2 separate regions of the Homo sapiens genome follow, and region 2 is linked to region 1. Evidence: chromatin loops called from intact Hi-C (ENCODE). Cell type or tissue: endothelial cell of umbilical vein. All regions are shown on one strand. Each heading gives the region's core, and the rest is flanking DNA. Links, peaks and the distances in the headings are about the cores only.

Region 1 (2,927 bases), core at 209-2,708:
CTTTTCTGACAACCACTTCTCCAATTCTCTGACACCAACTGGGTGCCCAACAATTTTATTCAATTCTGATACTACCTGGAGTTAGCACAGATCCCCCAGGTTAAGGACTCAGTCTCACAAGACTTCTGCTACTCTAGACACCAGACACTGTACATGGAGTGCTCGGGCTACCCACAGTTTTGTGCAGCTGACCACAAATTGGGGGTTCTCATGACCCCCTCCACCCCTCAGTTTCCATAATTCAGTAGAGCCACTCACAGAACCACGACATGTTCTTTATTTGCAATTATTGGTTTATTATAAAGGATTCAACTTAGGAACAGCCAAATTGAAGAGATGTATTGGACAAAACATGAGGAAGAGGACCCAGAGCATAGATGCCCTCTCCTGGCACACTGCCCTGCCAGCATGATGATATGTTCACCAATCTGGAAGATCCTCAAACCCCATCTTTTAGAGTTTTGTGTCCAGGATTCATTAAGGTAGACATGATTGATTATACATTGCCCATTGGTGATTGAACTCAATCTCCAGCCCTTCTCTCCAACCCAGATGTCAGGGACGGGGACCTTCAGTTCTGTTCCTCTAATCCAGTAGTTTTTAATGTAATCAGTCCTCATCCTAAAGCAAAAAGCTACCCTTTTCTCCCCCATGAGTTATTTCATTAGGGATCTTAAATAGAAGACTATTCCTTCAGAAGATTTTAGGAGCTTTGTGCCAGGAAGCTGGGAGAAAGATTTTTTTGTTGTTGTTACACTACACACAGCCATATGCTGAGCTTGGTGCAAGGCACGGGGGATACAGTGGTTAATGGAGCAGACACAGTCCTTGTCCTCATGAAACTTCAAGTTAGGCAAACTCATTGAAATGAAGATCAGTCTAGAGAAGTTAGTAAAACTGAAACAAAGATAAATAAAACATGAACTTGATTCACAGAAACACTTACCTCCATATATGAATAACATCAATTAGTAAACTGGGAGGAGGAAGGAGGTGCTGGGTGTGGAATGGACGGGAAAAATGGAGAAGTCAACACTGAATTTCTAATCACCTAAATCACTTTAAGTCTCATCTTTTTGACATGGTGATGGTCAAAGATTGGCACATTATTCTTATCAAAGCACAGGATAGGGTGCTAGGTGGAGGAACCAGGAAAGATTAGTCAGAGAAGATGCCTTGAAATTCTATGTTAGATTGTCATCTAGGTTATACAGCTCATGGACAAAAATACATGCATAAAATGATGCCCACATGGATTAATGGATACATGAAATTTTAAATTCCTAGACAAACATATAAATCAATGAATTATTAAGTTTATACTAGTTGTATATGGGACTATTTGATATTGCTTACTTTGTTCTTTGAATTTTGCATTTAGGAGATTTGTAGTATGAGTTTCTTGCAGAAATCTTAACATTTCCTTAAAAAACCACTTCCCTAAAATAATCCTTGAGGAAACATATTTGTCAGAAATGTTCACATCATATTCCTTTTGTTCTGGTTTATCTCATCCTCCTTGACTTCTCCACATCTCTAAGTAGGAAGTTATTTATTGCTGCTGAAGTTGTAACCCTGGTGATTTCGCTATCAACTTACAAATCACTTCCTTTCCATATGACTACAGCATGTAAGAATGCTGAGGTTTTCTTTTCTCCAAATAAGGCAGAATGCTTCAAGAATATTTTATCGTCCTATATGGATATTCTATACCTTTAGAGTGAACACTTTCCTCTATTAAAACATTAACAGTCATAATGAGATTCAGTCCAACTGGACCGAGCTTGTGAATAAAACAAGATGCTCCAGTCTGTGGTTCAAACATTTTGAACTTCCCAGAATATAATTAGGTATAGAATATAGTTCTTATCTTTCTTTGAGAACTTTTTGAATTATTGTTATAGTTTCTAAAATATCTTTTCTATTTTGAGGGTAAGGTCACAAAACAGAAAAAAATGTGTATCAGAGTATGTTGAATATGGCTGTTTGTCAGATCAAGTTTACGCTGTGTATGGGCCTTCGTCCAATTTAGATGCAGATGGTATAAGGGACTTTGAATATGCTATATTATTATTCAGCTGACTTCTCCAGTAAATAATAGTGTTCTTCAGGAACAGAAAACCAAACGCCACATGTTCTCACTCATAAATGGGAGCTGAACAATGAGAACACATGGACACAGGGAGGGGAACATCACATACACTGGGGCCTGTAGGTGGAGGGGAGCAGGGGGAGGGAGAGCATCAGGATAAATAGCTAATGCATGTGGGGCTTAATACCTAGGTGATGGGTTGATAGGTGCAGCACATCACCATGGCACATGTTTACCTATGTAACAAACCTGCATGTCCTGTACATGTATCCCAGACCCCAAAATAAAATTAAAAAAATAATAATAGTGTTCTTTAGCGTCTTTCATGTGAATGGAAGTTTTGCAGACATTGTCACAGCAGCATTTTTTCCCGTGGGTTTCCACTAAGTGGTGCCTTCGCCTTGGGGGAAAGGTGTCTCAGTCTTATTCCAGTCTGCTTCATTTACTGTTGATGTGATGATTGCTGCCTATGTAGTATGTGACTTTCTAGGGACAGGCGGTCAGGTTTTTCTGGACCCCTCTTTCTCTGAGGATCTCTTCAAAGGAATAGCCTTTGGCCTTGAGTGCTGCCTCGAGCCCACAAGCACCTTCTCATGGTTGAGCACACCCTATTGCTTGACTCAGTGAAATACATTGAATATCCTGCCAACACTTTTTGTTGTACATCTCTTTGCCCTCAGGCTAGCTACAGAAAGAAAAAGAGAGAGAGAATACATTTTTACATTTCCTGTTCTTCATGTTGAATGAGGCAGTTTATCTTCTGAACAGCTGCTTTGAAGGTTTGAGTATGTTCGATGCACTAAACATAACAGCATAGAAATGAAAAAAGGAGGTT
Region 2 (2,927 bases), core at 98-2,597, 120 kb after region 1:
TTTTGACATTTTGGACTGGATTCTTTTTTGATGTGGGGAAACTACCTGTGCACTGAAGGATGCTTTGCAGCATCTGAGGATGACCCACTAGATATTAGTAGCACCTTTCTCCCATGGTAACAAACAAAAATGTCTCCAGACATTTCCACATGTCTTCTGTAGGGCAAAATCCCACTGGCTAAAAGCCAGTGATGGAGTTTGTACTCTTTGAAATAAGACCACTGACTTTTTGTCTTCCACCTAATTACGCTCAGTAAGATAAGGCCTTCTTTTGAGGTAGACTTTCAACATCTATCTCTGATTCTTTTTGAGAAAACACGTTGCATTTTAATCTTTTAGTGACCGATTGTCCCCAAATGTAAAATAGAAAGTTGAGGGAGGCAGTAGTTATATGCACATATTTTTTGAGCCAGAGTTCCCTGAGTTTGAGTTAAGGTGTCCTGAGTTTTGAGTTAAAGTTCCCTGAGTTTGCTACCAATTAGCTATGAAACCTGGGCCGAGTTAAAAGTTAGACCTTTACAGTCTTAAGTCTCCCTTTTTCATGTGTAAGACAAGGGAGAATAATGATTGTACCTTTTTCATAGGTTTTGATGATGGTTAAATGAGTTGAAGTAGTGAAAGCTCATAGCACAATGGCTGGCCCATGTTGAATGCCTAATGAATGTTTGCTATAATTACTACTGTTGATGATAATACTTTTGAAAACATAGTTGACTTGTTATAATTAAGCCAGTGTTTACATCTGCTTTACCAAATACTTCCCATGGTTTTTATCTCAGAAAATAGACTCAAAAGTGAACACACACACACACACACACACACATATATACCACACATATGTACAACCTGCATCGTCTAATAAGCTCAGTGGTTCCATATACTATATCTTTGGCCAAATCCGGGGCTTTCTGATTAGCACCTCTAGTTTTTTTTTTTTTTTTCTTCCCACTCCTGCTATAACCATTCTCAGCATTTTCTTCCAGTTTTTTCCTTCTAGAACTACTGCCAGGTGAACTACAAATTATTTTCTTGATTTGCAGCCCATGCACCAATGAGAAAATGCCTATGGTGTCTTTTGATTTTATGGTTCATTGCTTAGGCCTTGTCATAAAAACCATGGCGTCTCTTAAAAGAAAATATAAAACAAAAACAACTTTCTCTTGGCCAGAGTTTATCAAACCTATGCCCATAATGGCATAGAAATATAGGAAATGAGACAATCCTACTCCCCCAATCCCCGTTTTCTGTTTATTTGTTTGATTCCTGCCAAAGCAAAGTGACCTTGAGGGGGCACCGGCTCAGTGTTTGCTTTTTCTGGCGCTACCCACACCCCTCCTTCTTCATCTCCTACTGCTCCCCATTCAGCTCCTCAACAATCGGCAATCACTCTGCCCTTCTGCTCCAAATTTATGACCGGGAGCAAGCCATAAACAGAGAAGGCCAATCCTGATCCTAGGCACTGCACCTTCCTGTTTGCCAGAGGTATGACAGCTTGATGGGACTGTAAAGAATAAGCCTGCATCCCCACAAGCCGCATGAATCATGTCCTAGGATAATGACTAGCAAAGGCTGCTGCAGAGACTGCAGGTGACTCAGAGCCCTGAGGCAGGGCTTTCCCTAAACCACCTAGAACAAAGGGTTCCCATGGATGTTCTCTCTGTGGCGTCATCTCACAAATGAGAAGACCTCACCCACTCTCTGATCTATAAAAGCAGCCTTTTTATTCTGTGATCCATGTGAAATGGCAAAGATCACTCCAGCTTATTGATGCTCAGAGAATTATGAAGGTGCCACCTGAATGATACTCCTATAGGAAATATTTGGTGAACAAGATAACGTTTTTTCATGGATACTATTTGCCTCCTCCAGTTGCCGCTTGGTGTGTATATTATTCGCCAGTGATTGATAATGCCTCGGGACCACCTAGTGATCTTGTTCAGTTTCTAATTTAGTTGATCTGAGGTGGGGCCTGAGAATTTGCATATTTTAAAAACTCCCAAGTGATGCTGATGCAAAACAGCTAGAAGAGAATAATAATTCAAATAAATGTTCCTGGTGTAAAGGAAAGATAAATATTTCAGGTGATGGATATCCTAATTACCCTGATGTGATTGTATGAATGTATCAAATTATTCCAGGTACCCTGAAAATATGTATATCTAATGGGTACCAAAAACAATAAATAAATAATAAAAATCTGCTTTCACCAACTGATCTAGGTTTAAGCAATGGAGTAACATGACACCAGTATAACACCTTTTGCATTTCTGAAAGCTTCCTTCCCCTCCTCTTTCCCCTCCCCTCCTCTCCTTTCCTTTCCTTCTAGATCTGACAGTAGTAGCTGCAGCTTATGCTTTAGATTTGAGATACACAGTTGGGATCTATGATGGTCCCTGAGAAAGGACAATGAGTAGAAGAAGCAAGGTGCAGAGAGGATCTAACAATTTTTGCATGGACATGAGATTTGGAGCAAGGTCTAGAAGCTCATATCAGCAAGGAGTAAGTATGCTTGTGGCTTAAAGATTATGGTCTTCAAGACTTGCTCCTGGACTGGAAATATTCCCCTAATTTTTTGCCTAAATGAAATGTGCTACAGGCCTGAGTATACCTAAATCAGCTTCATTTTTCTGTCAAATCCCTCCCTGTATGCTTCTTCCAGTGATATGTCATGCAGATGTCCACAGGGGACATAGGATCTTGTAGTGCAAAAAACATGAGACTTTCATCAGACAATCAGTCTTGACTCTCAGACTCACTGTTGATTCTATGACCTAGCTCAAGCTACTTAACTCTCTAAGGTTAAATATCCTCCTCTATAAAAACCTGATAGTATGTACTAAAGAGGGTATTTTTGAAAATTACATGAGATAAAACAGCCTAGAATGCTATCTGATGCAATAGTCATCCAGTAAATTTTAATATCATTC

Evidence for each region. Hi-C counts contacts between places; a loop is a spot of excess contacts. Peaks named below come from ENCODE experiments on the same cell type or tissue, not always from the same donor. Only the 100,000 strongest peaks of a DNase experiment are listed, where the experiment ranks them.
Region 2: a loop joins it to region 1, with 5 times the contacts of the local background. A loop is called at or near these places in 1 of 110 quality-filtered maps.

Annotation. Positions count from the first base shown.
Region 1 is chr14:78,920,485-78,923,411 of GRCh38, forward strand. All of the region lies in intron 10 of NRXN3 (neurexin 3), which reads left to right. Among named protein-coding and RNA genes, the nearest start is that of NRXN3-AS1, 150 kb to the right of the region's middle. In endothelial cell of umbilical vein, for the core only: no CTCF peak of the experiment used is centred there; a DNase peak (open chromatin) is centred at 1,577; H3K27ac peaks cover 2,500 bases.
Region 2 is chr14:79,043,901-79,046,827 of GRCh38, forward strand. All of the region lies in intron 15 of NRXN3 (neurexin 3), which reads left to right. Among named protein-coding and RNA genes, the nearest start is that of NRXN3-AS1, 30 kb to the right of the region's middle. In endothelial cell of umbilical vein, for the core only: no CTCF peak of the experiment used is centred there; a DNase peak (open chromatin) is centred at 1,451; H3K27ac peaks cover 1,209 bases.